Regions from separate parts of the Homo sapiens genome. Here region 2 is linked to region 1. Evidence: chromatin contacts called from ENCODE Hi-C or POLR2A ChIA-PET data. All regions are on one chromosome and are shown on one strand. Each heading gives the region's core, a stretch centred on a gene start or an enhancer-like site at or near the end of the contact. The rest is flanking DNA. Distances are from core to core; before and after follow the strand shown.

Region 1 (6,815 bases), core at 2,970-5,469:
GGCGCCATGTTGGAAGCAGAGAACAGCCTGCACCCAACAACAAACTTGCTGGCTTTTTTATCTTGGACTTCCTAGCCTCCAGAACTCTGACACAATACATTTCTGTTCTTTATAAATTACCCAGTGTGTGGTGTTTTGTTATAGCAGCACAAGAAGACTGAGACACATATATCTAGGAGTGGAATGGCTGGATCATATAGTAAGAGAATGTTTAGCTTTATAAGAGAGAATCAAACTATTTTCCAAGATGATTGAACTACTTTATTTTTCCACCAGCAATGTTGGAGAGTTCCCATTACTTCATATCCTCATCAACACTTGGTATTGTCAGGCTTCTAAATTTTGGTCATTCTAACAGATGTGGAGTGATATCTCATTATGGTGTTAATGTGCATTTCCCTGATAACGCGTGATGTTAACTACCTCTTCATGTGCTTATTACCTATAAGCATGTCTTTTTTTGTACAGATTCTGTTCAAATCTTTGTCTATTCTTTTTATTTGTTTGTTTGGCTTTTCTTTTCTTCTCTTTCTTTTCCTTTCTTTCTTTTTTTTTGAGATAGGATCTTGCTCTGTTGCCCAGGCTGGACTGCAGTGGCACGATCATGACTCACTGCAGCCTCAACCTCCTGGGCTCATTTGATCTTCCCACCTCAGCCTTCCAAGTAGCTGTGGCTACAGGCGTGTGGTACCATAACCTGCTATTTTTTTTTTTTTTTGAAGAGACGGAGTTTCACCATGCTGCCCAGGCTGGTCCCAAAATCCCGGCCTCAAGCCATCCACCTACCTTGGTCTCCCAAAATGTCGGGATTACAGATGTGAGCCACTGTGCCTGGCTGTTTGGCTTTTTTAAAAAAATTGAATCGTAAGAATCCTTCCTTTATTAAATTGTAGGAATCCTTATATATTCTAGACAAAAGTCCTTTGTCTTGTGTGTATGTATACTTAATATATGTACTTATACATATATACTCATACATATATAGTAATAATAGTTAACTATACCCAATATCAAAATAAATCAAATAATATGTAACACTATAATAATGTGTAACAGTACATCAATTTTCAAAAAATGCTAACACTTGTTTGGAGTTGTGTTTTTTTTGTTTTTTTTTTTTTTTGAGATGGAGTCTTGCTTTGTCACCAGGCTGAGTTCAGTGGCATGATCTCAGCTCACTGCACCCTCTGCCTCCCGGGTTCAAGCGATTCTCCTGCCTCAGCCTCCTGAGTAGCTGGGACTACAGGAGCATGCCACCACGCCCAGCCAATTTTTGTATTTTCAGTAGAGACGGGTTTTCACCATATTGGCCAGGATGGTCTCGATCTCTTGACCTTGTGATCTGCCCGCCTTGGCCTCCCAAAGTGGTGGGATTACATGTGTGAGCACCTGGGCTGGAGCTGTATTTTTAAAATAAACAGTTTAAGGGTCAGGACAATAGAGTGTACGAGGTATAGCACTTTAACACTGAAATTCCGGACAGAAGATTACTGTGCAGCACTCACTGATGTCTAAATATTTTGTAACTCACCGTGCAGAAGTATTATTGCAAATTCTTTAATTTCAAATTATATCATTAACTCTCCACTGGTTGCAGACTGAACAGCTTAATTTTACTTGGCACATTTCTTCCATTCCTTTTGGCTTGCTGAAATCACATAGCCTGGTGAACATATTAAACCTATAGATGTTACATACTGCTTCACAATTCAGATGGTTATTAACAATCCTTCTCTCAGCTCTTCAGCTCAATTCATCTAGAATTACCCTGATTATCTAGCATGACCTTCTGAATTCTCATAAGGATGAAGATACATGTCAGGGGATTAAAAAGATGCAGTTTGCAGTTTAGCTTCCTGGTGGCAATAGGAAGATCTATTTTCCCAACAGTTACTTAATTCCATCATAATATCTCCTTTACCTATAGGGAGAACAGCAGTATATTTCTTTGTGCTCAGCTTAGCCTGCCAGCTGAGTACTTCTCTTTTTCCTCCTCTACACCCTCCTTCCTGTGTTTCTCTAGTGTCCAAATACCAGAAACCAACCTTTCTATTTCCTGTGAGTTAGGAAATATTATCACAGCCAGGGTATTGTTGAGAAATTAAATTTAACAAATAAAAGTGCAGTGAAGTTTTAAATAAAAATCAGGCACATCGCTAGAATTTGCTTTTAACTGCAGACCTTCTAAGAAATTATATTTTTACTCCTAGCAAATTACCTAGGAGAAAAAAATGACAAGAGTAATCTATTTTTTTCACAGCTGGTCGGTTGGCCAGAGTTTCTCATCAAGGAGTACATGCTGTTTGCTCCCCAGATGGACAGCCTGGATGAGCTACAAATCCACAGAGCCTGGGACACAAGGTGGAAATTACACTGCCAGTACTTTTAATCTTGCACAGCTCTGCACACTTGAAATTGCAAGTGGCCCATTTCCAAATGAGCATCTATTGGGACAATATCCTATATCTTGTCAGAATGAGTCCCATTAAATCCTCAGCTGGAATTAGACCAAAAACTTGTAATAATTACAGTAAACTTATTAAAAAGTTGAAGCCCTAGACTGTGACAGTGAAAACACTCAAGCGACATTAACAGTAATTGAAATTTCTGTGAGTTTTTCTTTTTCAATCAGTCCTTGTTTATGGCTAAGCAAAAACACCGAAATGAGAAGGTGTGAAACCACAACACCCAGCTTCTCAGGGGGGGAATTGTCTTTTGTTTCATTATAAAACGTAGTGTTAGAATGGAAGTGAATTGCTCATTCTCAGCCTGGGGCACCTGCCAAACCCATGCCCCCACTCCCAGAAGGAGCTCTAGTCACCATCAGGAATGAATGACCCAGCCTCTCCCCAGTAGTGTGGCCCCCCTTTCCTCTCTCATCTGCTATTCTACCTTCAACATTCACTGCCTCCCCTACTAAGTTCTGAGAGTTAAAGACAAGAGTAATAAAGAAATGATTTGGAAACCTGGCCTAGCAAATATTTTGCTAGTACATTTCAGAGTTCTTTTCAAAAGTTGAAAATATTGGCCGGGTGCGGTGGCTTTTGCCTGTAATCCCAGCACTTTGGGAGGCTGAGAGGGGCAGATCAGGAGGTCAGGAGATCGAGACCATCCTGGCTAACACAGTGAAACCTGTCTCCACTAAAAATACAAAAAAAAAAAAAAATTAGCTGGGCGTGGTGGCGGGCACCTCTAGTCCCAGCTACTCGGGAGGCTGAGGCAGGAGAATGGCGTGAACCCAAGAGGCAGAGCTTGCAGTGAGCCAAGATTGCACCACTGCACTCCAGCCTGGGTGACAGAGTGAGACTGTGTCTCAAAAAAAAAAAAAAAAAGTTGAAAATATCAAAATAAACTTTTCTGAGCTTCAGTCACAAAGACGACTTTACTTTCAATCTATCTCCAGATGGGAAAGTTTTTAAAAGGAGCTTTATCAAGTTAGGAGACGCTCCCCAGCTCCCCAGCCTGTTTTTCAGGGACTGTACACTGAGCAAGCAGTACACCTGATTGTGCTTGTTTTTTTTTTTTTTTTTTTTTTTTTGTACTTCTGTATTTCTAGGAGTAATTCTTAGGCAACTGTAGTTTTGTTTTGTTTTGACTTTTACAACTCAGGATGACATGAAAGACAATTTGGACTCTTGAGAGAGGCACAGTAAAAAAAAAAAAATCTGAAAATATGGGTCATTGGAGGGCAGGCTATTCTCAATGGCAAGTGTGAATTAGAAGTCGTGTCTGATGAATGTAATCATATCCTTTTTTAAAAAAAATAGAAATTTCTAAGTTCAACCAAGTGCTCCAAGTAGGGGCCAAACCACAGCTGGAGTACCAGGTTGAGTTGTGGGTGTCAGATGGCAGGAGAGACAGAAACAAATTGGAGTAGACCCAGAGTAGAGTGACAAGGATGGTGAGGAGGTTCACATCCAAACCTCATGGGCAAGGTCAAAAGAGAGAACTCTTTGGAGACCTCACTTGGCTAAGAGGGAGTCACATTATTCTGCATGGCTGTAGGGGACAGAGGTGTGACCCAAGGGTGAAAGGTAGGAACACCAAGATAGAGTGTTAAGTCTTTTCTGACTGAGGACGAACTGTGCTGGAGAGGCTGACTGCATGGCTGTCTTCGCAATTTCACTTAGACCTGACCCTAAGTGAAGAAAGGAAGGAGAGGAAAAATGAGCCGTCAAAGATCAGAGTGCATTCCATTTCTGTGGAGGTGTCCAGGGAAGGGCTGGGCATTAAATGGAGTTATTGTGGCAGGGACTTACTCATGCCTGAACAATTGAAGAATAACTCTAGGTCCCTCCCAATTCAAATGTTGTGTGGTTTTATGGGACTGGATTTATTTCTTCAAGAGGATGAGACATATTTTGTCATTAGCGTCCAAACGAATGCCAGTACTCCATAGGAAAATCATTTTTCTTAAATATTTCACAGATTCTACTGTTACGATCTTTACAACCCTTTTCTTCTTAGATATTATGATGTAAACCTCATTCTAGTCAAATTTAAATGTATCAGGGATTCTGCGGTAGCTAAAATTTAATGAATTTGCTTTTGAAATGAGAAAAGGGATGATGATGATGATAATGATCATCGCCACTTTAAACACTTGTTTAAGAGTAAGATGTCATATTTTAAAGGGTTTAAACCATCTATAGAATGGATTCAGAATTGCCTATGCAGCATTTGTATTCTAAATATTCTGTGTTGTGAGAGGATAGTTATGGTGTCACTAGAGTTTTCATAACTTAAAATAGCCTCCTGACATGAGATGATTTTAGGCTCTAGAACAGAATTAGCATCTTTACCTGTTAGGTAATACATTATTTTTTGATTATTAAGTGATAGCTCTAATGAAAAGGCACTTCAGGGCCCCGGAATAGGTTCTTACTCAAATGCTGATGCGAGGTGCAGTGAGAAAGTATTGAGTGACAACATAGAACACGTTAGCTCTATTTTTATTCAAGCCCATAGCGGTGAAATCCTTCCTTGCACAGTGGACCAGTGTATCCTGGCCCAATTGCCTGCTCGGGAGGACAGTAAACCTAACAGAATCAGAGGACAGATAATTGAGGACAATTTAATCCTGCCTCCCAGGGTAGGTAGGGCAAAGAAAGCCCAGAAAGCGGTGAAAATGGCAGAAGGGTGGAGAAGAGAATTCCAGGGCAGCAGGATACACCACTACTTGTTGCTAGATAGCATTTAACTTACACATAATAAATCAACTTTCCTCCGTGGCTGTCTCCCTGTCAGCCCATGTGATCTCTTATTTGGCTTTTGCATGCATCTTGCCAGACCCTAGGGTGTAATCGTTTTTCCTAGTTTCTTAGGGGATAAAACAACAAAATGGCGGTGCCTGAGATGCATTTTCTCCTGCTTTCAGCACAATTATCCCAGAGTCCGCTTGGCCCTTAACCTGATTTCCTGCCCAAACCCCTCAGCCAGGACCAAGAAAAGGACTTCCTTCACTTGCCTGGGTGCCCTTGGCCTTGCCTGATAGCCTTTGTCGATTTCAGTGGGGATGAGCTCCGATTTGGGAGGATTTGCCTTAAGTCTTGAGTGCCCTCAGAATCTGCTTTGTTCCCCAGAGCAATCTTGGGGGAGCCTCACTTACCCAGGGAATGTAAATGCTGGAAAAAAAGTTTGAGGGCAAACTTCCAGATTCAGAGGGAGGGTCAGCATCCCCAGGACAATGCTGCCCCATCCAGTTTCACTCTCTTCCAGCTGACTGCTCAATGGACCCCAACTTCCTTTTCTTCTGTGCCAACCCCCACTGGCTAATGAGCAACCCAGGACTTGCACCCAGTTCCATTCCCCACAAAGGGCCTTCCGGTGGAGCCTCCTTCTGGCCTCCTCTGCACTTCCACATCTCCCTCTCTTTCCTCCACTGAACTCTATCTCTGTTTTGCTCACAATCTGAGAGCCTGTTTGGTGATCACAAACGGATCTGCTTGCCAGAAAATACAGTGGGAAACGTGGAGCTAAAAATCATTCTGTGCAAGTGGATTAAGTAGTGTACACTAATATACAATAGATAAACCCCCTTTTAAAAGAATAAAACAGCTGCTATAACAATTTACCACAAATGTAGTGGTTTAAAACAATACACCGAGTTCTGGAGGCCAGAAGTCTAAAATCAAAGTGTTGGCAGAGTTGTGTTCCTTTTGGAGGCTGCAGAGGAAGACCTATTTCCAACCCTCTTTTATCTTCTAGAGGCTGGCTGCCTGCCTTGGCTTGCGGACCCTTCCTTGTGTCACTCCACCCTCGTGTCTGTCCTCACATCTCCTACTGTGCACTCTGATCTGTCTCCTCCTGTGAGGACCTTAATGAAGTAAGGGGACTTCATACTAGCCCTTGTGGGGGGCTAACCTCCTGGCCACAAAATCCTTAACTTGATATCTGCATAGTTCTTTTGGTTACAGAAGTTAACTCATTCATAGATTCCAGAGACAGGATATGGACATCTTTGGGAGCTGTTATTCAGCCTACTACAAGTACTATTCAGGGTAGATACTTCTTAAATCAGTGTTTCTGGAAGCTGACTAATATATAGACCCCCTTTCAAAACAATAGAATTTTATAGAACACCCTCCATACTGACTTATGTTTATTAAATTGTTATGTACATATAAGCATTAAACTGCATATAAACTCCTCATGTTTGTAACTCTTATACAACAATAAAACTAAAACAAGTTTACCACTTAAATACAAACAAGCCATAAAATGAACAAAATTTAAATTAAGTACATTTATTTAATGTGACTGAGGATGTGGTTTTATTGAAAATGGAAATGATCAGAAAATATAAGTAGGGTGCT
Region 2 (6,815 bases), core at 2,428-4,927, 620 kb after region 1:
ATAACTCGCCCGGAAGCATTCCAGGGGGAAGAACCCACAGATTTATATCTGCCACACGTGTCACTGAACACAAATACGTCTGATAAATAATTGAAGCTCGGTATTGTGCTTACGTCGCATGTGCAAAAAAACAGGGACAGGAAGGCAAAGAGGTCAAGTTTCCCATCTGACTTTCCAATGAGCATCCCAATCATCACTTAGGTCATTATTCTACCTCGTGAAGTGTCAGAACTCATTGTCTTAGGGAATCCAGGTGCTGGCATCACATATTTAGCAAATCTCATTTCCCTCTCTCTCACACCGCAGAGCACTCTCTAGTCCAAGCACAGTGCAGGGCAGAATCCAGAGCTTATTTTATTTAATCCTCACAATTTTGTGATTTTTACAGATGAAAAAACTGAGGTCTGGGGAATAGAATTGTTTTTCACAGGCACAAAGCTGGTAATTGGTAGATCTGGGATTTGAACCGAGGTCCAGGAAACTCTAGAGCCCATATTATTGCCATACTAGGCTCCCTCTCTAAATAACTTTCTCATTAAGTGAGCAGAGAGAGAGGAGCCAGACTGCCCTGAGGCCTTTGGTATTAATAGGAGGCTAAGAAGCTCATGCAGCTAAGTCTCTTTATCCAACGGCACATCCCTGGAAGGAGAAAATGGGCTCTGTTGGAATCCTTCCACTGACAGGAAGCTCTCTACCTCACATAACTACAGACCTGATTACTAAAAAGACTTTGGTTTGCCTTTCCAAAACTCATATCCAGTGATCACAATTGTGGCCTCTGAAGCAGTTTGATTCAATACTAATTGCACTCAGTACTTGGATCTATCATAACTGTAACATTAAACAATGTTTTCCCCTCGCAGGGTTCTTTTGAGGATACAGTGAGTATTAAAATGGGCTGGTACATAGTAAGAATTTGCCCAATGTTAATTATAAAAATTTTCCTGATATTACTTGGTAAGTTATTCTGTTAAATGGAATAAACACCCATGAATGCCACATATAAACCAACAGCTTTGACCCTCATAATGACCCCCATCTATCCATGTTGTCCTCCCCCATTTATCTTCTTGTCTCCAAGGTCATTATGTTCCTGAGTGCCAGGTTCATCTTTCTTCTTACAGGGTTTTATTGCATGTATAATTGGTCCTAACATGCTTTATAATCTAAGCTGTTTTAAATTTTATAAAAAGGATTCCATCCTTATTTAATCTTATGCTATCCTCACAAACTTATTTTCCCCCACTTGATATTTTACTATGAAGAAATTAAAAGTTACCTACAACTGAATAATAATGAAATGCTACATATTAAAATCTGTACTTATAATAGAAGATAGCCTCAATGTTAATAAGGTGTCAATCTTAAGTATACAAAAACTGAACAAAATAAGTTCATATTTAGCAAAAGAAAAACCACAATAAATATGAGCACAAATTGATGAAATAGAAAAATATTTTCTAGAAAAGATCAAAAAAGTCAAAAGTAGATTCTTTGATAAAATAATTAATAGATAAACCTTTTTTTGTTTTTTTTTTTTGAGACGGAGTCTTGCCCTGTCGCTCAGTCTGGAGTGCAGTGGCACTAACTTGGCTCACTGCAAGCTCTGCCTCCCGGGTTCATGCCATTTTCCTGCCTCAGCCTCCCAAGTAGCTGGGACTACAGGCGCCCGCCACCACGCCCGGCTAATTTTTTTGTATTTTTAGTAGAGACGTGGTTTCACTGTGTTAGCCAAGATGGTCTTGATCTCCTGACTTCGTGATCCACCCGCCTCGGCCTCCCAAAGTGCTGGGATTACAGGTGTGAGCCACCACGCCCAGCCAATAGATAAACCTTTGACAATATCGATTAAAAGAGGAAGATGTTTTGAATGAAAAAGTGAATATTTATTACAACTAAAATAATAAATGGCTATTGTCAACAACTATCTGTCAAAATTTTTAAAAATTTAGATGAAATGTATAAATGCCTAAAAATTTATAACTAACCATAATGGACCCAAGAAATAACAAAAAGTTTATATAGCCCTATGGCTATTAAATAAATTAAGGTAATTGTTAAAATTTTTTTTGCAAAGAAAACATCACACCAGGTGATTTTACACGCAAATTTTTCCCAATGTTCAAGGAAGACATCATTCCAATTTTATGCAAACTCTTCCATATGATAGAAAAAAAGAGATTATTCCCCATAGATTCTGTAAATCAGTATAACCCTGTTACTAGGACCAGGCATAAAAATCACAAGGGAGGAAAATTACAGCCTTCTCTCACAAAGGAATATAGATGCAGACCATTCTTCTTAGTAGTATACTCAATTGTAAGGCATAACAAATTTTATTTCCAATATACAAGTAGCAGTGTAACATTACAGAAAGATTTCATTAGCTTTGGAATGTACCATTTTTCTAGCTGTATAATGTAGCAATGTTATCTAATTTCTCTAAGACTCAGTTTCCTTCTTTGCAAAATGGCTTTTTATAATATCTATCTAATTCTGTGGGAATTAAGGAAGTAAACAATATAAAGCCCTTAGCTCAGAGTCTGGAAGTAACAGTAAGCAATAATAAGTTACAGCTTCTATTTATCAAGTACTTAGCTCCCCGGCTGAGTATTTTTTTTTTTTTTAACTCTCCTTTAATCCCCACAACCACCCTGAATGGTGGAGATTATGCTCAATTAGTGAATAAAGAAACTGAGTCAAGTGGAATTTCAACAACTCACCCAAAGTCACATAAGTTGCAAAAAGTCACGCTAATGTAACAATCGCAGTCTCTGAATACTGATGCCTGGGGTCCTTTCAAATGTGGAGCTGATATTACCAGCTGCTATCGGGGACACAGCACTTCCTCTGAGGGGCACTGGAGTTCCTTCCACAAGGCATGGAATGTGTTCACCTTTTCAGGGGAAGCAGTTTTCAAGTTGGGGTTTGATTTGTGACATGTGAGATTAAATTGCAGCATTTCTAATGGAAAGGCTTCAGAGGGCAGGAATGAGCGATACACTGTCATTTCTCCATCTCTGCGTGAGGAACCTTAAGCACTAATGAGATCAGATATGTCACCGCAACTCTCTCCACTCTGCCACAGATTCCAGGTCAGAATATTTTTTTTTTTAAACATTCTGGCCACTTCACTGCCTACCTGCAACTCTCTACCACGTTCCTGACATATAAGATTTATGATAATTTACCTTAGGCAGGGCTTGGAGTTTTATTCCACCAGGTTATCAAAAATGTTGCCAATAATCTCTTTCATATTTTCATAGGACAAGATTATACAAATAATATTCCACCCTATTCTTTCCCTAGAGAAACTTACATATCGATTAGACAGGGAGGCCTAACAAAGATTCAAGAGTCAGTTTGTCCTATGAGCGTGGAAAACACCACTCCTGTTAAAGATTACAGAGTGACGTCACTTATGACTATGCTGTGCAAAGTGCTGGGTTTTTTTTTTTTTTTTTGTATCCTAAGGGGCTTTATGCTTGTCTTTGTACTATTGGTGCCTTGGGAAGGAAAACAAGAATGCATTTCTCAACATTTATGTCTGCAGCGATACTGGGAACTGTGAATGCTAACATATTTTTAAAGAGCTCTGATAGAGAGAAACCAGGTGGTGAAAGAAGGTAGTGAACAAGCCTGGATACAGAAAGGTTTAGAGTAGAACTTACGGGCGCCACCTGCTGGTCCCCTGACACCACTGCCCAGAGCTTCCAGTTCCCCTAATTGGAGTCTCAGCTTTATGGCCAGTTGGCTCAGCTGAATATTATTAAATGATTTCTGTCTTCAACTATGCTTAGACACAGCCTTGGAGACAAGTAAGTAATGCAGAGAGAGTAAAAGGGAGTGAGTAGATGTCAAAGAATGGTTTGCCCATTCAACATATGTGTGACTGCTGTGAAAGGTGTATGGGAGTTTCCCACATCATCTATCAGCAAAAAGACATAAATGGTGATCTTCCTTCCTTTTCCCACCTTCTTTTTTTTTTTTTTTTTTTTTTTTTGAGATGGAGTGCTGGAGTGCAGTGGAGCGATCTCGGCTCACTCCAACCTCCACCTCCTGGGTTCCAGTGATTCTCTTGCCTCAGCCTCCCAAGTAGCTGGGATTACAGGCGCCCGCCACTACGCCTGGCTAATTTTTTGTATTTTTAGTATAGACGGGGTTTCACCATGTTGGCCACGATGGTCTCAAACTCCTGACCTTGTGATTCACCTGCCTCGGCCTCCCAAAGTGCTGGGATTACAGGTGTGAGCCATCGTGCCCAGCCTTTTCCCTTTCTTTCTTGGAGAGAAATGATAGCATCTGAGGAGGCAGGAGCGAGGGGTGTCTTGTGGAGGTGGGTAGTGATGGCAGCCTGCTCTGTAACTGAACATGCAGGGCAACGTGGGGAGAGGGGTGCTGCATGGATGGGGGCAGTGGTGTTTCTAGTGTGTGAGGAAGCAGAGCAGAGGATGAGATGTACGCAGGTGGTGGGCAGTGAAGGCTAATATTGAACAAATGAGTATATATATTAAGGATAATGGGAACCAAGTTTCTGTCAGAGAAGGTATTTATAAATGTGGAAGGGGGAAAAGACTTAGATTTGAATTGAAGATACTGATATGAATTCATGTGGCTTATGTGTAAACATATACACATACCCAGATATGGAAATAATAATAAGTGTGTGTTTGTGTGGACTTATATGTACATATTTCCTAGCTCTGTGTTGACTGGGTCTCAAAGCATTGACATCACAGGAACAATAAGCATGCTAAGCACCCAGATCTTGATTTCTAAAATCATTCTACACGGACAGGAACCAGAGCTGCTTGGAGAAGTGGCTGATTCCAAGGCTGGACAGGGACAGTATAAGATGATCCTGGAGCATCTTTTTTGTACCAGAATATAAAGAAATGCTCAAAGAATGATGGGGAGATCTGGCAAGTACCAACTGGACCAGGTGATCAAGTGGGGATACGGTCAGTGTGGTTGCCTTCTGATGTGATATGCTGAGAAGAGCTCAGCAGCGTTTTTGTGGAATTCCTGCCAAGATGGCATGGAAGAATACATGACTTGAGTCTAATAATGAAGAAACAGTGGAAGCTCCAGAGAAAGAGTCATCCTACAGGAAAAAAAGACCTATACTCTTTAAGGCAGGAAAACACGAGACAGGGAAAGAATAAAAATCCATTCCAGGCTGGGTGCTGTGGCTCACGCCTGTAATCCCAGCACTTTGGGAGGCTGAGGCGGGTGGATCACCTGAGGTTAGGAGTTCAAGCCCAGCCTGGCCAACATGGTGAAACTCCGTCTCTACTAAAAATACAAAAAATTAGCCAGGCATGGAGGTGTGTGCCTGTAATCCCAGCTACTCCAGAGGCTGAGGCAGGAGAATTGCTTAGAAGCTGGGAGGCGGAGGTTGCAGTGAGCTGAAGATCGCGTCACTGCACTCCAGCCTGGGCGACAGAGGGAGACTCTGACTCTCAACAAACAAACAAACAAACAAAACCATTCCAGATTGGAGGAAACTGATGAAAAATAATAATTAAATGCAGTGTATGTTTCTGTATAGCATCCTGGACCAAAAAAGAAAATGTCATCACTGAGACAGTTGGCAAAATGTGAATGGGGCCTGTGGACTGAATGGTAGTGCTGTATCAGTGTTGATTCCTGATTGGAAGTGTTTTTATAATAGTAATGAGAAGAGTGCTCTTGTTTTGGGAAGGTAATCAAACACCTGAAGAGTGATGGAGCATCATATCTGAAAGGGAATATCTATATATTGATCTCTCTGAATGAAAGAGAATTAAAATGTTGCAAGGTGGATAATCAGGGTGAAAGGATACCGCAGTTCTTGCTACCCTTCTGTCGGTTTGAAACAGCTTCAGAATTAAAAAAAATACTAAAAGTGCTGAGCTCTGAGAAGAAGAAAATAGCATAAGTTTAATGGGAAAATTATGTTATACATGATTAGAATCCTTCTTTGTTTTCTGAGAAGACCCTTTGTTGGGAAGAATTGATGATCAGGAATGCAAATGAGAATGGCCAAAGGACAGCTAGCTGACTTACAAAAAGAAAAAGAAGATTCGGTATAAAGAAGGAGAGAAGGGTGACCAGGTATGCAAGGAGAAAAACTGATTGCTAGATATTGAGAGAGAGTACTTGCAAACAAGCAAACAGTTGCCATAGGGAATGGAACTTGTAGGGAAAAGAAGGATGTTGGAGAAAAGTTGAATAAATTTTGAAGTGTTAGGTGTAATATAATTCTTCTGTTATTCCAAATCACCACCCATAACATCCACACCCTTCATCAACACCCTTAAGACACAGGTATTTATTTGTTTACCTTGTTTGTTTGATTTAATGAAAAGTATGAGACTGACTGGAGAACAGGTGCTTGGTGAGCACAGGGCAGTCAGTGTGTATCAGTATGTTTGTGTTTATTATGAAAAGTGAGATAAAACATCTACATAAATAGTTCTAATACAGGGTAGAACAGAATAAAAAGGAGCCACCAGAGAGTGTCAGATAAGGTGTGAGGAAACTTCAGAAAATAGAAGGAAAAAGAATATTTACATTCCCCAAGCTCCTTCTCTGAACCAGAAGGTGGGAATTATACATTGAAATAGCACGGTATGAAAATCCAGTAATGATCCATGATCCCCCAGCTAGTAAATGGCAGAGCCCAGGTCCATAGAACCCGAAAGATCTCTTTTTTTCCTACTATAGTGGGCTGCCTTGTGCCTGGGTCTGAAGAGAAGAGGAAGAAAGAGGGGAGTCTGATGGACAAAGCTCTGTGGAGGACGTGGCACTGAGCAGAAACTTGAAACAGAGCT

Evidence for each region. Hi-C counts contacts between places; a loop is a spot of excess contacts on that map. ChIA-PET counts read pairs that join two places held with the same protein, here RNA polymerase II (POLR2A). Pooled maps may share reads with other maps.
Region 2: a pooled map shows a loop between it and region 1 (2.5-fold over the local background). The contact joins two enhancer-like sites. A Hi-C loop is called at or near these places in 2 of 168 maps with a recorded cell type or tissue (body of pancreas and lower leg skin) and 2 of 50 pooled maps. POLR2A ChIA-PET finds 5 or more read pairs at or near these places in 1 of 52 experiments (BJ).

What each region holds. Positions count from the first base shown.
Region 1 is chr3:59,233,077-59,239,891 of GRCh38, forward strand. The region is part of intron 4 of CFAP20DC-DT (CFAP20DC divergent transcript); the gene reads left to right. Among named protein-coding and RNA genes, the nearest start is that of CFAP20DC-DT, 150 kb to the left of the region's middle. Within about 2 kb of position 4,220, at least 2 of the 41 ENCODE cell types and tissues checked have a DNase peak (open chromatin) inside an H3K27ac peak, as active enhancers do.
Region 2 is chr3:59,854,259-59,861,073 of GRCh38, forward strand. The region is part of intron 8 of FHIT (fragile histidine triad diadenosine triphosphatase); the gene reads right to left. LOC105377113 (a long non-coding RNA gene) reads left to right here. Exons shown (of 3, transcript XR_007095936.1): 2 at 6,709-6,815. Among named protein-coding and RNA genes, the nearest start is that of MIR548BB, 760 kb to the right of the region's middle. Within about 2 kb of position 3,678, at least 2 of the 41 ENCODE cell types and tissues checked have a DNase peak (open chromatin) inside an H3K27ac peak, as active enhancers do.